2 separate regions of the Homo sapiens genome follow, and region 1 is linked to region 2. Evidence: read pairs that join two places in POLR2A ChIA-PET (ENCODE). Cell type or tissue: Panc1. All regions are shown on one strand. Links, peaks and the distances in the headings refer to the core of each region. The heading gives the core; the rest is flanking DNA. Region 1 overlaps TANC1 (tetratricopeptide repeat, ankyrin repeat and coiled-coil containing 1). Region 2 overlaps TANC1 (tetratricopeptide repeat, ankyrin repeat and coiled-coil containing 1).

Region 1 (5,374 bases), core at 113-5,112, 61 kb before region 2:
AGAGGAGGATGAATTCAGAGAGACCTGGGGGGTCCATGAAGTGTGGATGGTGGCTGAAGCCACAGAATTATTGAGGTCTCCCCCAAAAAGGCTGAGCAGACTAAAAGAAAACCACCAAGGATGAACCAGGAACATAAGGGCAGATACAGCAGGACCTAAGAGGAAATTAAAGAAGCAAAAACAAAGCAGTCGAGTATGGTGCAAAGGGGCGGGGCACCATGGTTCATGCCTGTAATCCCAGCATTTTGGGGAGGCCGAGGCAAGTGGATCGCTAGAACTCAGAAGTTTGAGACCAGCCTGGGTAACATGGTGAAAACCCGTCTCCACAAAAAATACAAAAAAAATTAGCCAGGCCTGGTGCCTCGCGCCTGTACTCCTAGCTATTTGAGGGTCTGAGGTGGGAGGATCGCTTGAGCCCAAGGAGGCAGAGGTTGCAATGAGCCGAGATTGTGCCGCTGCACTCTAGCCTGGGTGACAAAGCTAGACCCTGCCTCAAAAAAAAAAAAAAAAAAAAAAAAAAAAGTAAAGAAAAGAAAAGAATGGTGCATAGGAACCCAGAAGAGACAGCTTTGATGAGGAATGATCAGCAGAATCAAATACTACAGGAAAAGTCATGTCAAGGACTAACAAGTGACAACAGGCTTCAATGATCAGAGGCCATTTGGGACGTCGACAAGGGCAGTTTCTATTGAGGCGAAGGAAACCAGGAGACAGGCCATCTGTAGGGTCAGTCCCTCCTAAATTGTAAAATTCTTTAACTTCAAAACTGAAACTCACCCTTCTCCCTCAAACCCACCAAATTAATAAAATGTCAAATAGCAATGTGTTGCAAGGTTTTCTTTCACAGAAAAGGAATTTGCAAAAGAGAGACGCAGTCTAAAACCACAAAACCATTTAACATGATTTTTGCTATTAAGTTCCTATCTATTTTCTAAAGTTGGTCCCAGGGAAGGAGAAAAATTAGTGAATTCTCTGCCAAACGAAAACTGAAGGGGGAAAAAAAAAACCCACAACTTTCTAAATAAATTTCCTTTCTGATAAATCTCTATGGGCAATACACTTAAATTGCTATTTCAATGTTACTTTGAGAAACGTGTTACCACAGGAAGAAAGGCTTGGTTTCAATACGCAAATCTATTGTAAAATGCCATTTAAGCAGATTTCCACCTGGATTTCTCAGTAAGCCTAAACTCTGGTTGAATTTAGTAAATTCCTCTTCCATGTCATTTTTCTTGTTCTTTGTCATGTTAGCATCATAGAAAATGCTATCGCATGCAATTTTAAGTGAAAATTATAAAATAGTTTTACGATATGAATTATGGCACAAGGGAATGTTTGGGTTGGCAGTGTCAACTGGTTAAACAGGTCAGTGGAATTCAAAAAAGTTCCCCTAAACGTCGGCTCAGGCTAAGAAAGAGGTTTATAAGTTTACTCCCCATACAAATATTTTTCAAAAGTTACATATCTCAAATATTAATGACTATTATAGAATTGTCATTAATATAAAGCAAAAAAATTTGAAGATCTGAGGCTTCTGAAATATATTCCTCCAAAAATACTACTCACTCTTTGTATGCATCACTGAATTTAAGCAGACAATTTCTTCGGATCTTCTGGTAACTAATTTTATGTATCCTTTAAACTCTTTATCATATCTGGCTATCTTAATTTTATTTATTTATGAGACAGTCTTGCTCTGTCACCCAGGCTGTTGTGCAGTGGTGCAATCTCGGCTCACTGCAACCTCCGCCTCCCGAGTTCAAGCAATTCTCATGCCTCAGCCTCCCGAGTAGCTGGGACTACAGGCATGTGCCACCATGCCCGGGTAATTTTTTTGTATTTTTAGTACAGACAGGCACTCCTGAGCTCAGGCAATCTGCTCACCTCAGCCTCTCAAAGTGCTAGGATTACAGGAGTGAGCCACTGCGCCCGGCCCATATGTGGCTATCTTACTTCATGATATACACTATCACCTCTTGTGGAACTTTAAAACAACAACAACAACACAGCAGGGACTCCTCCTCCCCCTAATTCTAGTTCAGCACTCCTCAAGTGAGTCCCAGTATCCTAATTTTTAAAGCTTCACAGGAATTGTGATATGTACTCTGCTGCCCTGCCCCTGTGGAGAAGCTCCGCCTTTTGGCAGGATCCCGCAAAGTTCTGGGGAGCAACAAGGCCACTGCATTCCTCATGGATAGCAGGGTGTGGCAGGAGAACTGAATGCAGAAAATGAAATCCTGCTGGCAAGTCACACAAAACAGATGGCAGAGTACATGGGCACATCTCATAGACATTTCAAGAACTCACAGCAATTTGGAAGCTCCTTTTATCTTGACCCCCATCCCCTTGGGGCAGTATTTCCAACACCCATGGAGAAGCGAGCCGGTGTCTCCAATGCCCCCAGTCAGCCATTTGGTCCTGGATGTCTTGGGGACTCCTGCTTGCTGCCTCCACTGTGCACAGCTAGGCATAAATAGCCAGTCTTCCAAGCTGTGCTCACTTAAGATGGGATTGGAGGCACCATTCTCAGCCAGGTCTCTTTCTTAAAAGAGGGAGTATCTGAGTCCTACTAGATGCTAGGCATTGGAGACAGAATGCAAATAAAAAGATGACTAGAACATAGATCATATACATTAGGAGCCTCCAGCCTCGCCAAACCTCTTGAAATAGTTTTAAGACAGGGTTTCATGCTGTCACCCAGGCTGGAGTACAGTGGCGCCATCAGAGCTCACTGCAGCCTCAATCTCCTGGGCTCAAGCGATCCTCCCACCTCAGCCTCCCGAGTAGCTTGGGACTACAGGTGCATGCCACCATAACCCAGCCATTTTTGTTTTGTTCTGTTTGGTTTGGTAGAGATGAGGTCTCGCTGCGTTGCCCAGGCTGGTCTCAAGTGATCCTCCCACCTCAACCTCCCAAAGTGCTGGGATTACAGGCGAGAGCCATTGTTCCTGGCATTAAAATAGGTATTTCTGTTTCATAACTTACATATAAGACTACAATACAGGGAGATCTCAGCACACGGTTAGCAAGTTTCCCCAAGTTCCTAAAGCCACACAACTAGAAAATCCTCCTTGAAACCCAGGGGAAGAAGAGGGATGACAACTCAGAGTAAGTTAACAGGACAGTCTGTAGAACGGGCAAGAGGCAGAACCTATGTCAGCTTTAACTGACATGACCCCAAAAAGCCAATCTATGAAGAGCATTTGAGGTAAGGCAACCTGTAAATGTTTCCTTATTTGTCTTCCAGGAGCGATAAGGAGCCTTGTCATTAAACTTTAAGAAGTTTTTCACGGGGAATAAGGAGTAGAAGAATGAAAATGATACGGATGAGACAGCCAGTCTGACCTTATTAAAAATGTGAAAATTTTATCAGTTATACTTCTGACAACTGTACTTAAACTGTAAACAAAGATACTAAGCCATTCAATCAACATATATTAAATGTTTTCAATGGAAAAGTACTGTGCTAGACACCATAAAAAAGGGATCCAAAATTCTAAAATGGGCACAAGTCAATAAAATTAGGAAAGCTTCAAAAGAGTGCACTAAAGCACGCATGTTATTAGTAAGAGTGCTTTAACACAGTAAGATAATGATTTACTTTAAGTTTCTTTGAAGAAATCTGATTTACTTTCAGAGCCCTCAAAATTTACCAAGAATAGCATACCTTGAATACCTGGCCTGTCAAAGCATGGATTCCCTATGAGCACGTCCCTGGTCTCAACTCTCCTCACCCCACATGCCACTTGCTTGCAACAGAGAGTGGTTGTCTCCCTCACTCAGGGATGCCCGTAAGTTCCTCCCAAGAAGATGACCATAGAAAGCTGGCAAAAGAACTGGAAAAAAGAAAACCCGTCAGCACTCTTCCCTATGAGACGAGAGGCACAGAGTTTATCAACACCAGCTCTGACCTCCCCAAAAATCCCAAAGCAGCAGTAATGGAGAAAAAGACATCACATGGACATACTGTCAAGCCCAGTAAAAGCAGAGTGACCGGGGATTGGCAAAACCAAGAGAATCCATTCCTTCCTCAGATGCTCACTATCCAAGCTGAGTCAGGACATCAACTGAGAAGCACCTGCTCTTAAGCAAGGTACTAGATGCATCCGGTTTACCACCACTATCTCAGGTTTTCTGTTTATGTGATGCTAATAGGTTTACAGCCCAGTCCACAACGAAATGTTTTAAAGGTTTAAGATAACATGCCAAGAACCTCTCTCAAACCCTTAGCATGCTGAAGTCCTCCTAAGCACCTCCTTCCCCTATCTCCTGCCTCACCCCTCAGGAGTCCCAGGTTTCTACGAAATTCACCATTCCCAAACACACCACTCAACTTCACACCTTTGCTCTTTCTCTTCCCTCAACCTGAAACCCCCTCTCTCTCTGGAAATTAGTCATCCTCCAGGTACAGCTCAAATATCACCTGCATGCCCACACCACCCCCCACGGAATCTTGCCAGCCCTTTCTCTGTGCTCAGAACACCTGGTTGGCCTCTGAGTTGCAGCACTGGCTTCGTTCTGCCTGAGCTCCCCTCCTACCAGTCTCTCCAGGGCTGGTCTTCCCTGGTGTCATCCACCACCCTCCCGCTCTCACTCTCATCACAAGCAGAAGCAGATGCTCCATGCACGCTTGCTCATTGAAAGATTCCAACAAGGAGCTCCTGTGACTGACCCAGAGCCTATCTCCCTGGGAAGTGTCCTTTTCACTGCTACACGTCCTGGAGAACATTCGTTTTCAAGGGTGCTCTCCATGTTCAAACACACCACCAACTAGGCTCCTGCCCAAGTCAATCCTGCCGGGCTTCACTGCCAGAAAGAACGGGATCATGTGCAGTCACGTTTGGGCCAAAAAAACCACCTTGGCAGGGCACCAGGGTGCTAACAGGTTTGTGCGTGCCGAGGCTGGGTGGAGGCCTCTCCTCCTCCTAAGTCTGTTTAATGAGGAGCTCCAGAAGACCTGCTGCCTTCCCCACCAGGACTTCAAAGATGAGAACGGAGAATAGGAGGTTTCTCTGGAAGGAAACCAGGGAGTAATACAGGGGATGGGTTCAGCCTTTCCCTGACTTCAGGGTCAGCTGAGATCTCATTTGAGCCAAGCACAGAGGAGAACCCTACATGAACCAGGTGGTCACCCCCATGTCAAATGCCTAATGTTTCCTCAAAAAAAGTCTCAACTCGAACATGGGGTAGGGTTCCAAGATGGCTGAATAGGAACAGCTCCAGTCTTCAGCCCGCAGCGTGACTGACACAGAAGACAGGTGATTTCTGCATTTCCAACTGAGGTGCCTGGTTCATCTCAGCTGGGACTGGGTGGACAGTGGATGCAGCCCACAGAGGGCAAGCCAAAGCAGGGCAGGTCATCACCTCACCCAGG
Region 2 (5,374 bases), core at 85-5,084:
GGCCCAGTCAGCTGGGTGCGGTCGCTCATGCTTATAATCGCAGCACTTTGAGAGGCCAAGGCAGGCAGATCGCAAGGTCAGGAGTTTCAGACCAGCCTGGCCACGTGGTGAAACCCAGTCTCTACTAAAAATACAAAAATTAGCTGGGCGTGGTGGCACATGCCTGTAATCCCAGCTACTTGGGAGGCTGAGGCAGGAGAATTGCTTGAACCCGGGAGGTGGAGGCTGTAGTGAACCGAGATCACGCCACTGCACTCCAGCCTGGGCAACAAAGCGAGACTCTGTCTTGGAAGAAAAGGGAAAAAAAAGGTGGGCCCAGTCAACCAGAGCTGGCAAAAATAAGGAAATCCCCTCTGCTTTAACCCACACAAGGAAAGTAACCTGAAGTAATAATCTGAGGTTAACCAGTCCACCTTTGGCACTATGCAATCTCTGTGCTCCTGCTCAAGCTGCCTTACAAAACCCGCTGTTCAGCCATGCCCTGCAGAGCGCCTGCCTATTTTGTAGTCTGGGTGCTGCCTAGTTCATGGACCCCTAAAAAACAACAATTAGATCTTTAAAGCTTCATTTGTTGAAATTTTGTTCTTTGACATCTTGTTCTAAAAACCATGGTGGCACAGGACAGTAAACCCAAGTTCAATCCTGGCTGAACTAGGTTACTTTGAGCTTGCTTCCTTTTCTGCAAAATGAGGATGACAACAGCACCCTATGAAAAGTTTTTCTGTGAAGATTACATGAGCTAATGCACCTTCACCTTAAGTGCACACTCAAAGGTATTCAACTGGCATTAGTTCTCTTCCTCCCACTAACTCAGGCCTCAAACATCATCTCTCACCTGACCTACTTCAAAAGCCTCCTAACAGAGAGCTCTGCAGCCCATCTGTCCCCACGCCAGTCTCTCCTCCACACCACCGCTGCCAAAGCTTTTCTCCAACACACAGATCTGATTACATCATCTCCCTGCTGAAAAACCTTTGACAGCTATCACTTGCTTACAGGATCAAGTCCACACTTCTTAGCCTGGCATGCAAGGCCTTTGCAATCTGGCTCTCTTCTCCCTGCCACTGTACCCAAATGCCAAGCACCGTCCGTTCTAGTAACAACACCCCAAACACAACTTGTGTTTTCATGCCTCCCAGCCTCTGCTTCTTACGCTCCTTTTCTCTAGAAAGCCTCTCACCCTCTTTCCCACCTGGCAAAGTCACCTTCACCTCCTCCCCCTCCTCCCTGAAGCTTTCCCCAGCCACTGTCAACTCCTCCTCCTCCCCCTACTCCTCCTCCTCCTGCACTCCCTAACACCTTGCAGTGGTACTGTGTGTGCACTTGTCTCCTCAGATTGAGACACAGCACTGGGCCTCAAACCCTGAAGTGCACAATGACCAGCTCTCAAGAAACATTTTTTGGAAAAATGAATACAAGACCTCCACCACCCGCTGACAAATGAAAATGGTTTCTAATTTGTCAAATAGTTACCACCTTCATGGTAACTTTTTATCTTTAAAAAACTCATAAGGAAATTCTATTTGTTGAGTTGGCTAACACCACTCTTATGAAGGAAGCAAAAAAGCCTTGTGAAGAAGGTAAAGTCTCTTTACATTTTCCACTGGCTTAGGTCTCAATCACTGTCCTAGAAATGGCATCTCTTTTTTCCAGATGGAAGGGGGAACTAACACCCTTTGATTCCTCCTGGCTTAACTTTTGGTATGTAGAGTTGGGACAGTTAAAAGGGTCCTTTTTGTTGAAGCAAAACATTTCAGAAAGGAAGAGATTAAACAAAACTTTGTAATGGTAGAGGAAAAGTGTAAAAAGCTCAAGTACCACTTGACTTGAAGTCTGTAGGGAATCAAGTTCATTCTGAGAGAACAGGCACTATCTGGGAAGGAGCAGTGTCAGTCCTTGCCTGGCTGAGATCTTTTCTTGTCCAAGCCAGATTCAAAGCCAAAGTCCCAAGACTTGGAAACAGCTGATGACAGAAGACAACACTTTTTGGTTTACCCATAAATGGCAAGAATGCAAGGACCATAGATATCCAGGCATTCTCCAAACTGTTCCTCCACTTCTGTTCAAAACTTAGGATATATTAATTCCACCTTCGCGTGCATCTTTAATAGGCACAAAGGCAATAAGGAGAATCCCCATTTCTCCACTGTGAGGATCTTGAATGAAGCACTGACCATCCTCTTCTCTAGAAAAGCCTGCTCTCCTGTCGGTAATATTTATTTCATAAATGAATATGCATGTATGACTTGAGCACAGTACAATAGACTTATTCCACCTAAATAAAGTGTATTGTTCTAAACCATACTCAAGCAAAACATTACAAAAGTCTGAGGAGCTTCACATGTTGTCAGTCTCAGTAAAAAAATTGATTTTTTAAATACTGATTTTCATAAAAACCAGAGTTTGTTAGCAATATTTTTGTGCCAATAATAAAATACTACTTTTTTGTTGTTTGTTTGGTGTTTTTTTTTTTTTTTTTTTGGGAGACGGAGTCTTGCTCTGTCTCCCAGGCTGGAGTGCAGTGGCGCGATCTCGGCTCATTGCAAGCTCCGCCTCCCGGGTTCACGCTATTCTCCTGCCTCAGCCTCCCGAGTAGCTGGGACTACAGGCACCCGCCACCACGCCCGGCTAATTTTTTGTATTTTTAGTAGAGACGGGGTTTCACTGTGTTAGCCAAGATGGTCTCGATCTCCTGACCTCGTGATCCAACCCACCTCGGCCTCCCAAAGTGCTGGGATTACAGGCGTGAGCCACCGTGCCTGGCTAAAACACCACTTTTGACTCTTACTCCTTCTCCTCTATAAATCACCATCTAAAACTGTCCTACTTGTTAGCTCAAAACATTTCATATAGGCATATAATTGTTTTAATATAAGCAACCAACTCCCATACAGATTATCTTGAAATCAAGAACTTATCTCGACTTCTGTAACAAGTACCTTAAAATTCACAATTTTTAAAACACTCAGAACAATTAAAAACTTCAATTTAACAACTGATCCAGAATGCTGAATAAAATATGGTAAGGACTGGATGTGGTGGTTCAGCCTATAATCCCCACACTTTGGGAGGTCAAGGCAGGAAGACTGCTTGAGCCCAGGCATTCGAGACCAGCCTGGGTGACATAGCAGATCCTATCTCTACAGAAAAAAATAAAAATAAAAAAATAAAAAAATTAGTCAGGCATGATGGTGCACACCTGTGGTCCCAGCTCTTGGGGAGGCTAAGGCAGGAGCATCATTTGAGCCCAGGAGGTTGAAGCTGCAGTGAGCCAAGACTGTGCCACTGCACTTCAGCCTGGGCAACAGAGCAAAACCCTGTCTCAAAAACTAAATAAACAAATGAAGTAAAACAGAATAAAATAAAATATGGTAAGAGGAGGAGAAGGTGGAAGATGATCTGGTTTTGATAGCTCTGATCCATGCACGGTGCTAAGCCTTTCATACAGGGCTTCGCCTTTGGCCTTGGCATAACCTCTATGAAACAGGAATTATTGTCCCCATTCTACAGACATAGAAACAGGTCAAGTAAATTGCCAGAGCCAAACACAAAACCAAAGTCTATCTGGTTTCAAAGATCATCCTTTTTACCATATCCTATATGTTTGTGTTTTTTTAAAGAGGGGAGAAAAAAGGAGTGTATATGTATATTTTTAATGGACTAAATATAGTTACAAAGTACCTACTCTGTCCAAGTCACCTTATTATTCACAACAGGCAAATTTTAATGCAGAAAACAGTGTCCCTGCTGGTTAAAGGATTAAATATAAGAATGCGCTGGGAGCTGCTTATGACAGCTACCATTCATCATGCAAAGCTTCTTTATATATACTAAGCTATTCTTCATTAAGATTCACAAAATCCTTTAACTTTTCCCAGACATACAACTAGCACTTGGAAGGATATCAAGGGAAAAAAAAATGTAAATAGCAAATTAAGTTAGCAAAGTTAGCTATGATAGGAACTTTTATTTGCTTGTCTGGGTTTCTAAGACAATGTACATAGAAAATTATCACCCCGAGGGTGTCCTTGAATTTATGGCTGTATTTTAGATTAGCATAAGCATTTATCATGAAAATATTCTGTTAAAAATTTATCAAGCAGAGGTAGAAAGAATGCACATTCCTAAATGTGTTTTAAAAATAAGTGTCTATGGAGTATTATTTTACCATCACAACTCAGATACTTGTCATTCGGAATAAAATTCAACCACCAAAAACGTTTAACACCCAGGCCACTTTACCCAAGAGACACATGGTTTATAGTCTCAAGATATACTGAAAACATATCCATTTAACCACGCCAACTATTCAGAATACCTTTCCAAACACACCTGGAATCAATTCAACTTGCATCCCTTTGATATACTAATAAACCTAATTTTTAAACTCTAAGCTGTTACTTCTTTATATATATATATATATATATATATATATATATATATATATATATATATATAAAAGCTATATATTAATTGCTAAACTTTTTAAAGATAGGGTCTCACTCTGTCACCCAGGCTGGAGTGCAGTGGTTCAATCATAGCTTGCAGCAGCTTTAATCATCTCCCAGGCTCAAGCAATCCTCCCGCCTCAGGCTCCCTAGTGGCAAGGACTACATACAGGCTTGAACCACCATACCCAGATGATTTTTTTTTCACTTTCAATAGAGATAAGGTCTCACCGTGTTGCCCAGGGTCCCGAACTCCTGAGTTCAAGCAATCCTCCTGCCTCCACCTCCCAAAGTGCCAGGATTACAGGTGTGTCTGACTCACCATGCTGCTCTGAATTGCTAAACTTAAATGTCTGTTCTCAAATCATAGAGGGGGTCGGAAGTGCAGAGGGGAATCTTAGTCTAGGACCTATTTTTGCCAAAAATATTTTACTTGACTCTAATCTTGCTTTTAGACCTAGCCTCCAGTTTATAGGAAATACAGGAAACAATGGGACAAGGTAAACACCGCCACAGGAAACAAATTCAGAATATGGGACAACCCAGAAAAGTCAGGAATGGGAGGGAGGGAAGTAATGAGATATTATTTTTCTACATTTAAAAAGACGAAAGAGACAAACAACAACAACAGCCCACAGTGCAATGTGAACCTTGATTGAATCTTGGTTTCCAAAAAACAAAAATGGTGACAAATGCTATTTAAGGGAGAATTTTTTTTTTTTTTTTTGAGATGGAGTCTTGCTCTGTTGCCCAGGCTGGAGTGCAGTGGCATGATCTCGGCTCACTGCAAGCTCCGTCTTCTGGGTTCACGCCATTCTCCTGCCTCAGCCTCCTGAGTAGCTGGGACTACAGGTGCCCGCCACCATGCCCGGCTATTTTTTGTATTTTTAGTAGAGACGGGGTTTCACCGTGTTAGCCAGGATGGT

Evidence for each region. Peaks named below come from ENCODE experiments on the same cell type or tissue, not always from the same donor. Only the 100,000 strongest peaks of a DNase experiment are listed, where the experiment ranks them.
Region 1: POLR2A ChIA-PET joins it to region 2 with 10 read pairs; 9 of 35 experiments call an interaction of 5 or more read pairs at or near these places.

What each region holds. Positions count from the first base shown.
Region 1 is chr2:159,041,738-159,047,111 of GRCh38, reverse strand. All of the region lies in intron 2 of TANC1 (tetratricopeptide repeat, ankyrin repeat and coiled-coil containing 1), which reads right to left. Among named protein-coding and RNA genes, the nearest start is that of TANC1, 76 kb to the right of the region's middle. In Panc1, for the core only: no CTCF peak of the experiment used is centred there; no DNase peak of the experiment used is centred there; H3K27ac peaks cover 2,074 bases.
Region 2 is chr2:158,980,576-158,985,949 of GRCh38, reverse strand. The region is part of intron 1 of TANC1 (tetratricopeptide repeat, ankyrin repeat and coiled-coil containing 1); the gene reads right to left. Among named protein-coding and RNA genes, the nearest start is that of TANC1, 15 kb to the right of the region's middle. In Panc1, for the core only: no CTCF peak of the experiment used is centred there; no DNase peak of the experiment used is centred there; H3K27ac peaks cover 1,459 bases.